2 separate regions of the Homo sapiens genome follow, and region 2 is linked to region 1. A link is an interaction called in ENCODE POLR2A ChIA-PET data of the cell type or tissue named here. Cell type or tissue: A673. All regions are shown on one strand.

The links. Peaks named below come from ENCODE experiments on the same cell type or tissue, not always from the same donor. Only the 100,000 strongest peaks of a DNase experiment are listed, where the experiment ranks them.
Region 2: POLR2A ChIA-PET joins it to region 1 with 14 read pairs; 3 of 35 experiments call an interaction of 5 or more read pairs at or near these places.

The regions. Positions count from the first base shown.
Region 1 is chr12:116,357,176-116,362,175 of GRCh38, reverse strand. No RefSeq gene overlaps it. Among named protein-coding and RNA genes, the nearest start is that of MIR4472-2, 69 kb to the left of the region's middle. RefSeq lists a cis regulatory region at 825-1,361 and a silencer at 2,979-3,068. In A673, no CTCF peak of the experiment used is centred here; a DNase peak (open chromatin) is centred at 2,975; H3K27ac peaks cover 1,272 bases.
Region 2 is chr12:116,244,668-116,249,667 of GRCh38, reverse strand. All of the region lies in intron 1 of MED13L (mediator complex subunit 13L), which reads left to right. Among named protein-coding and RNA genes, the nearest start is that of MED13L, 31 kb to the left of the region's middle. In A673, no CTCF peak of the experiment used is centred here; no DNase peak of the experiment used is centred here.

The sequences.
Region 1 (5,000 bases):
TGGGCTTTGAAGAAACACACAGGGCCAGGCGCAGTGGCTCACGCCTGTAAACCTAGCTTTTTGGGAGGCCGAGGAGGGATGATTGCTTGAGGCCTGGAGTTTGAGACCAGCCTGGGCAACGTAGTGAGACCCCATTTCCAAAAATTTAAAACTCAACCGAGTGTGGTGGCACACACCTGTGGTTCCAGGTACTCAGGAGGCTGAGGCAGGACAATCACTTGAACCCAGGAGTTTGAGGCTGCAGTGAGCCGAGATCACGCCACTGCACTCCACCCTGGGCAACAGAGCAAGATCTTGTCTCGAAAAAGAAAAAAGAAAAGAAACACACAGTGTTTGTATCAACTCCACCACCTTCAGCAGGCAGTGCTTTCAGTCTGAGCCTCTACAAAACGGGTGTGTTTAGCACACCTCTCAGGCTTTGTGTGGCTGAGACAAGCATATGCAATGCCCACCCTGGGCACACAGCATGGCACAAAGTATGAAACTCGCTAACTCAGGTTTCTGCCCTTGCATCCCCATGGTTCCTAGCACAGTCCCTGGGACATGAAAGGCATCGGATCAACGTTTGCTCCAGGAAGGAAGCTGGGGGTGGGAGGTGGGACAGGCAGAGACTGGAGCCCAGCTGGGTTTCAGAACAGGTGGGCGAGCTCACAGACGCTGCACACAGCCAGGATCTGGCCTAGAATAGAGGCCGCCTGCTCTGGCTGGATTGGAGCCCCTTCTCGGAGTGACGGGTGACAGGTGCATGCCGTTTGCTCGGCAGGTGCTTGTGGTTGGCAGTGACAACAGAGGCCCAGAGTTGTTGGTTACAAACCCCAGGGAAGGTTCTAAAAACCTTCCCTTCCCCTCCATTGTCCCTGCATTGCACCAGAGGCCTGGAGAAGACCCCATCTAGGACTATTCTAATAGCCACTTTTTCTTGAGCACTTATTATGCCCTAGACACCACATCCCACCTGCAGACAACCCCAAGAGGGAGGGACTGTCTCTCTTCCCATGTTACAGATGGGAGAACTGAGGCTCAGAAAGGGGATATTCGTTGCCCAGTCCTATCTGACCCCAGTCTCCTTAGGTTGATCCCTGGGCTGTACTCCACCATGACTCAACTCCCCTATCTATCACCCATATGCCATCACATGGACTCTTTCCCTCCCCCACCAACGCTGACAGAAGCAGAAGAGACTAGTAAGAAACCACACAGGGAGGGGCCCAGGGGAAGTTGGAGGTACCAGTGAGAACTCCTTTACTGACTTTACAGAAATTCAGCTCAATCCAAATTACATCAAAATGTAAATGTATTGGTGCCATTAACAAAAATGTGCAGGAGTTGTGGTTTCAGGTCCAGCTGGATCCAGGTGCTCAAATAACATCGTAAGAAATCTCTCTCTCTAGGTAGGGTGCGGCAGCTCACACTCGTAATCCCAGCACTTTGGGAGGCTGAGGTGGGCGGATCACCTAAGGTCAGGAGTTTGAGACCAGCCTGACCAACATAGTGAAATCCCATCTCTCTGCTAAAAATACAAAAATTAGCCAGGCATGATGGTGTGTACCTGTAATTCCAGCTACTTGGAAGACTGAGGAGGAGAATGGCTTGAACCTGGGAGGTGGAGGTTGCAGTGAGCTGAGATTGTGCCACTGCACTCCAGCCTGGGTGATAAAGCAAGACTCTGTCAGAAAAAAAAGAAAGAAAAGAAAGAAGGAAGGAAGGGAGGGAGGGAGGGGAGGGAAAGAAAGAAAGAAAAAGAAGGAAGGAAGGAAGGGAGGAAGCGGAGGGGAGGGAAAGAAGGAAGGAAGGGAGGGAGGGAGGGAGGGGAGGGAAAGAAAGAAAGAAGAAGGAAGGAATGGAGGGAGGGCGGGGAGGGAAAGAAAGAAAGAAAAAGAAAGAAGGAAGGAAGGAAGGAAGACCGGTGCGGTGGCTCACGCCTGTAATCCCAGCACTTTGGGAGGCCGAGGCAGGTGGGTCACGAGGTCAGGAGATTGAGACCATCCTGGCTAACATGGTGAAACCCCGCCTCTTCAAAAAAAAATAATAAATAAATAAAATTAAAAAATTAGCCGGGCGTGGTGGCGGGCACCTGTAGTCCAGGCTACTCGGGAGGCTGAGGCAGGAGAATGGCGTGAACCTGGGAGGTGGAGCTTGCAGTGAGCTGAGATCGTGCCATTGCACTATAGCCTGGGCGACAGAGCGAGACTCCGTCTAAAAGAAACAGAAAGAAGGAAGGAAGGAAGGAAGAAAGGAAAGAAGGGAAAAGAAAAGAAAAGAAAGAAAAGGAGGGAGGGAGGGAAGGAAGGCAGGAAGGCAGGGAGGGAGAAAGAAAGAGAAAGAAAGAGAGAAAGAGAAAGAAAGAAAAGAAAAGAGAAGAGGAAATTTTCCTACCACCAGCACATTGAGGGCGGGGAATCGTCAGAAGTTCACAGATCAGAGGATTGGATTCTGTCTTTGCATTGAACCTGGCAAAGTGAGGTAGAGAAAAATAAAAAAGGCCCCCAGCCTCCCATGCCTGCATATCTTGAAGTTTGTGGTCAAGATCACAGCCAAAGACTCACACCAGCTAAGTCACAAAGTTTGGCTCAGCCTGGGGCTTCCTGGAAACCACTAAGCTGAAGAGGTTCGTGAGGTCCCCACAGTTCATTTAGAATTCACAACCTTCCCCTATGACATTTTTGTTTCTAACATAGATCTCCCCTAAGGAAAGGGATAGAGCTGCCACAGAGAACAAAATGCTCTTCAGCCCTGAGTTCATCAGTTCTTGCTGTACATAAACACCTTTTTCCCCCCCCGTAACACAGGAAATGCAGGAAACCAGCACCAGCTGATAAAAAAAAAAAGACCCCCCCCCCCCCACACACACACACCCACACACACACACACACACACACACCCACACACACAAGCTTTCCAACTTGTCCAGAAAGTTGCCCACAGCACTTCTGGCCACGCTGGGCTGGGCCACTGTGACGTCAGGCCGGCAGTCAGCCAATGGAGGAATGGTTCTGACTTTCTCATCTGCATATTGCGGTGGCATTGGTTCAGATTTCAGGGCCGTTTGTATTGTGGTGGTTTCTTTATGTTCAAGGTTATCCACACCAGGCAGAGGACAAACTCCACTCCTGGCCTTCCTGCCCAGCTAGATTTAAGGATTGTAACCAGGACAGTGAGTCCCTTCTGGGAAAGGGGCCTCGTGGAGGTTATGAAATCCAGCAGGTCATGGAAGGAGAAACGATTGACAATCCAGACGGGATGGAGGCAGGAGTTGGCTCAGTAACCCCATCTTTCCTATCCACCAGCACTCCCCTGCGCTTCCCAAGTGATTTAATTATCCATTCTTTAACTGCAACTCGGTTAGCCCTGAAATTTGGGTGAAGAGAAATCAGACACAGGTTACTTGAATTACTATGCTTGGTTTTATCTTGTAGACGAATAACTCAGGCATGTGAATTGAACATGCAAATGTGTGCAAAACAACATGCATAATTTAAGATTCTCAAATTAACAGAGGAGAAACAATTGAGTAACCTCACTGCTTTCTCTGAAGCACAGTTTTCTAAGAATATTGTAACCATTTTTTTTTTTTAGCTGTCTGACAGAAGGGATTGGAAAATAGAAGGAATTTAAAGCAAAAGGGTGGATGTAGCTATCAGTGGCAAGAAAAATGCAGGGAGATTGCAATATTAAAATATAGTCAAATTTCACTTACTCGGATATCACTGAGTTTGGATTTGGTGTAAATCACCTCAAACTTCCCTTTACTTTGATGCTAACTATAAATACGGTATTGGTGTGTATTAGAGCTCTGGTTCTCACCTCCAAGGTTTGATTAAATAAGTCTGGGTAGAAATAAAGAAATTATAACAAGTGTCCCAAATATTTCTGTCAACGGGGGACTACCGCTGAGAAACTGCCTTGATTTTCCAAGCCACTTTTAATTTTAAATGTTTATTTCCCCATGGTCTTCACAAACCATTGAAATATCTCAGCAACTAAAATATTCCAGCATGCAAACTTGATCTCTTCGATTGACTACCCCACCCAAAAGCTGTGCAGAAAGCCCCCTAGCACGTACACTGATTTGGACTGGAAACTGGAGCCGCCGTCGCTGTGAAGAGATGTGAAGTGACCAGACTTCCATGTGTGATGATTAATTTTATGTGTCTACTGGACTAGGTTAAGGGATGCCCAGATGGCTGGTAAAACATTATTTCTGGGTATGTCCGTGAGGGTATTTCCAGAAGAGATTAGCATTTGAATCGGTAGATTGAATAATGTTTGCCTTCACCAATCCAGGTGAGCGTCATGTCATCCACTGAGAGCTCAAATAGAAAAAGGTTTAGGAAGCATGAATTTGCTGTCTGCTTGAGCTGGAACATCACCTTCTCTTGCCCTCAGGCATCAGCACTCCTGGTTTGGGGGACTTAGGATTCAGACTGGGACCTATGCCATTGGTTTCCCTGGTTCTCAGGCCTCTGGGCTTCATTGGACTGGAACTATACTACCAGTTTTCCTGGGTCTTCAGCTTGCAGATGGCAGATTGTGGAACTTCTCAGTCTTCATAATTGTGTGAGCCAATCCCCCATAATAAATCTCTTTCTCTATATCTACACATTTCCTATTGGTTCTGTTTCTCTGGAGAACCCTGAGTAATACAGCCTATAATAGACCAAGCGCCCCAGACGCTGGCGCTGCTATCCCAATTCTGCAGCTCTCGGCCAGCAACTGAGCACGTCAGAGACACTAAGGCAGCCTGTTCATGGGAGGTGCAGGGCTCCTCCAATGGTGACTTGAGCTTGAGAATTCTCCAAGGGCCTTCCCAAACCTTCCTTAGACTGCATGGGAGTCCAGGACACTCCCACCCAAATTTCTTCTTTTTAAAAAAAAATTTTTTTTACCCATCATAAACTAGATCCTACCCAACTTTCCCTTCCCTTCCCTCCCCTCGCCTCCCCTCCCCTCTCCTCCCCTTCCCTTCCCTCTTTCTTTTTTATAAGACAGTCTCACTCTGA
Region 2 (5,000 bases), 110 kb after region 1:
TGTGGAAATTTTACTTAGTTAAAAAAATCCCCCATTTCTGTCCTTATGTTTGTGTTTTTCTTTAAATTCTTGACCATATTTATAATAGCTGCTTTAATTGGCTTGTCTGTTAATTTCATCATTACTTTCATTTCTGGGTCTGTTTCTGTTAAGTGACTTTTCTTACAGTCATGAGTCCCATTTTTCTACTTTTTGAATGTCTGGTATTTTTTATTGGTTGCTGGACATTGTGAGTGTTGTTGAAAGTCTGGATTTTATTTCCTTCCTTTAAAGAGTTGAATTTTGTATTGGCTGGTAGTTAAGTTACTGGCAGTTAATAAGATCAGCCTATTATTATTAGCATACTTTTTTTCTGAGGCTTGATTATTAGCTTGGGTTAGAATAGACTTTATGCTAGCACTGGTTTCCTCCTTATGAGGTATGGTCATTTTATGGGCATTATTCAGTGCCCAAGGTGTTTAACAGTGTTTTTTCTCTCTGGCTGTTCAGAACTTGACTGCCTCCCAGCTTTAGGTGAACTCTTGGAGTGATAGCTCCCAGTAGTTCTCTGCCTGACCTTGTTGAATTTTACTGTTTGAATGTGCAGCCTAGTACTTAGGAACAGTTTCAAAAGAGCCTCTATCAGATCTTTGGAGCTTTTTTCCTGAATATTCTTTCTGGTGATCTGTCTCCACAAATTCCAGCTGTCTTGGCCTTTGTAGGGCCCACCTCATTTGTATGCCTTCTCTCAGGGAGTCTAGCTCTGTACTCCCTGTTGTCTAGTGTCTGAAAACAGTAATTTTATATATTCTGTCCAGTTTTCTGGTTGTTTATAGTTGGAGAACAATTTGGTGCTTATTTATATTTTAAATGTCACATTTGTCTGTGTATGTTATCCTAGCTCAGGTATCAGCAGACTTTTTCTTATAGAACCAGAGTAATTGTTTCAGGCTCTGGGCCATGTGGCCCCACTTGCAACTCTGTGGTTGTAGTTTGAAAGCAGCCACAGACAATATGCAAATAAATGGGACAGTTGTGTACTGATAAAACTTTATTTACAAAAACAGGTGGTTAGCCCCCAGACCACAGTTTGCTAGCCCTTGAGTTAGTTGACTGAAATAGAAATGATATTAGAATTATGAAATCTTATTGTTGGATGGAATCCTTGAGACTCTTATTTCAGGTGTGAAAGGAACCCTTTAAGTCATATTGTTCAATTAGCCCTTTGATATTTGAAGCCACTCTACAGTGTCCTAATCTAGTATTGACCAGCTTCTCCTTAACCCCCCATATCTATGATTAACTCTCAGTCAGGGATTTATTTCTAGAGGGAGCTCTCACTGTTGTTGTTGCTTTAATCATCAGTTTTTCCATTTGGTTCTGTTGATACCACTTGGGACTGTGCTGAGCAAATGTAATTAATCTTCTACATATCAGCCTTCCATATAACAGAAGACTAAATAACTTCAGAATCATTTTAACTATGTATTAAGTTCATTCAGCTGTGTTATTTTTATCACATGGCTTTATTCTTCTATTTTATTCTTGTTGCCGTGTTAATTTGCTTGAAAGGATTGAATGTGCGGCTAGATAGCCTCTAGCCATATGACATGTTTAGATTTCCTCACCAGCCTAGTCTTTCATCTCTTTATTTGTTGCATTTTACCTATATTCTTAAAGTATGGAGCTAGGAGCTGAAAGCAGTACTGAATAATGACTGATAATTTAGATCTGTTGAATAGGATCAAGATTTCTTACCTTTATTAATGTAGCTTAAGATGGCAGCTACTTTTAAATATCTACTTCACATTGTTTAATTGTAGTAAACTTATTGTCAAATAAAACCTCTGAGCCCTTATACTTACGCTATAAACCAACTTTTAAAAAATCTTTATACTTTTTAGTTAATGTTGGTAAACTGAGCAGTGAAAAGAAAATGACACTTGAGGAAAACATTTATGAATCAGCACATATGCATATGTGTGTGTATATATATATACGTTAGCATCTTTTATATATGACCTCATTGTATGGAGGAATACCACATTGTATTTCTCATAACATGGAAATAACCAGTCAGATGGGAGGCCCAGTGTCTCGTCAGCAGCCCATCTACACAGGGAATCCTTGGCCAGCAACATAGCTATGGCTGAGAAGAATTTGAGCAGAGCCAGATGGGATGGAGCATGCAGCTAGAAAGATGTCTCTGTCCAGCTGGGTTTTAATAGTCTAAAATGGAGAAAAGAAACAGTCAACAACAACACGTTATTTTAACACATGGTTAAATAACCTTTTGGCTTTTGCAGCACAATTTATGGGATATTGTTCTTCAGTTTAGGAATTTGTCTAGAATAAGTCTATAAAGTAGTATAAGTGAGTTCTCAATATTAGTAGCTTTACATTCTATTACCCCATTTTGATTAATTTTGTTTAAATTTCCTTTTTTTTTTTAAAGCAGAGCTATATACTCTTACAGAATTCAATTAAAGAATCAGATAGGTCTACAAGGTTTATAAGAACAGTATTCTGCTCCTGCCCCTATTTTACCTTCTTTAGAAGCAAACACTCACCCTCTTTTGTTGATTATCTTGGTTCTTACTTAAATGTTTCTAAATACTGAGGTCATAGTTACTTTTAGATTTTTCAATTCTATATCTTCCACTATCGAAGAGGAGGGTTTAACTCATTCTTTCTGCCTCCTACAAAGCAGATGCCCTTTTAAAAATTTCCTCTCTCCCTCCCTCCCTTCCTTCCCTCCCCTCCTCTCCCCACTCCCCTCTTCTTCCCGCCTCCCCACCTCCCCACCTCCCTCCCCTCCTCTCCCCACCTCCCCACCTCCCTCCTCTCCCTCCCCTCCACACCTCGCTCCCTTCCCCTCCCCACCTCCCTCCCCTCCCCTCCTGTCCCTCCCTTCCCCACCTCCCTCCCCAGCCCGCCACCACCTCTAACTCCTTAGCTCAGGTGATCCTTCTGCTTGAGCCTCCTGAGTAGCTGGGACTACATATGTGTGCCACAATGCTTCAGCTGTGTCTGTCAGTCTGTATATAGAGACAAGGTCTTGCTGTCTTGCCCAGGCTGGTCTCAAATAGGTCAAGTCGTCCTTCTGCCTTGGCCTCCTAAAGTGCTGGCATTACAGACATGAGCCACAGGGCCCAGCCTGCTTACTTTTCTAAAACTTAACTCATCCCCACAGTTTTTGCCTATTGTATGAAACCCCTTTAAGACTCTCAGATGTATCAGGTGTTTTATTAGTTTCACCTTCCTGAAGAAGTCTTTACGGACCTGTCATAATCTGGATTGGTTGCCCTCTGCGCTGGTGTATAGTTGGCATCCTGGAGTCATCATTCGTTATGATTTTAGGGATTTATTTTATTCCCTCTCAGGTCTGTTTCCTGAATCTTCAGACTTCTTGGTGTATTCCCTCCTTTTGGTAAGTACACACCCAGTAGCTTCCTGAGAAAGGGTGCTTTTTTTTTTTTTTTGCATGTCTAAAAATGCGTTTATTCTCACATATTTGATAGAAAGTTTAGGCTGGCATAGCCATTTAATATTTAGTTTGGAAATAATTCTTTAGCATTTTGGAGTTATTGCACCTTTGCCTTCTTGCTTGTGGTATTGCTGTTGAGCAGTTAGAAATCCTGATTTTGGATATGTGACCTCTTTTTATTATATGGAAACTTGGAGGATTTTCTCTTAGTCTGCAGTGTGCTGAAAGTTTACAGTGATATGCCTTCCGCGAGTCTTTCTTAATCCATTGTTCTGAGCACTCAGAGAGCTCTTTCAATCTAGAAATTCACATTCTGTTTTTCTGGGAAATTGTTATGAATTGTTTTGTTGGTCATTTCCTCTTTATTTTCTGTATTTTCTCTTTCTGAAAGCTCTTGTATTTGGATTTCAGCTTCCTCGTATTTGGATTTTCAGCTTTCCCCCATTTTCCATTTTTGTTTATTTGTTTCACTTTCTGGGAGATTTCCTAAACTTTATCTTCTAAACATTTTACTAAGTTTTATCATTTCTGGAATCATTATTTAAAAATTTCCAAGAGCTTTTAAAAAATTCTCTCCTGAAATAGCATCCTGTTGTTTTTAAATGGTTGCACCATTTTATTTTGTTGAGAATATTCTTGGTGTTTTTAAAGTTTTCTTCTCCCAATGTTGTCTTCCCTTCTAGCTGCTTTTTCATTTGTTTTTGTTTCTGTAATTCCTCAGTGGTTTTCCTTAATTATTTAGCAATTCTTGGTTGTATGTTCATGTTTAGGAATGGTGGACTAAGAATCTGCTTGGAATTTCTGAGCATGTGACCGACATTTGCTTAACTGTGCGCCTCACTGATCTGGGTGGGCTCTTTAGTTGGGGAACCTCTCTCTGATCTCAGTATCTTGAGGTCTTTTCTGTGGAGCTAAGATTTCTCAGAGAAGACTTTTCCAAATTCCTTTCTGAGGGATGAAGACTGGCTGCTAGTTTTCTGGGTGCTTAGAGGGCAGTGGTAGGGAGGGGGTGGTCCTTGGCCTTCATTCTATATATTTCACCAAATGCCCTGTTTTCACTCTGGTTCCGTGCCTTCAGTTTGCCTGTGTCCTGCAGTCCAGGTACCCTCTGTTTACTGTCTCCAGAGAATACATTTGCATTTATTTGCTGGGGTGAAGAAGGGACAGTAGTTCAGCTTTGTGCAGTAGAGAAGGTACCTGGGCATCTGAGTGCCTTCTTATTTTATTTTCTTTTCTTTTAATTTTATTTTGTGATTGGGTCTCACTCTGTTGCCCAGGCTGGAGTACAGTGGTGTGATCACAGCTCACTGCAGCCTCAGCCTCCCAGGCTCAAGAGACCCGCTCACTTTAGCGTCCCTAGTAGCTGGGACTACAGGCAAGCAGCGCCATGCTTGGCTTATTTTTTAATTTTTTGTAGAGTTGAGGTCTCACTATGTTGCTTAGGCTGGTCTAGAACTTCTGAGTTCAAGTGATCCTTCTGCTGTGGGCCTGCCAAAGTGTTGGAATTACAGGCGTGAGCCACTGCACCCAGCTG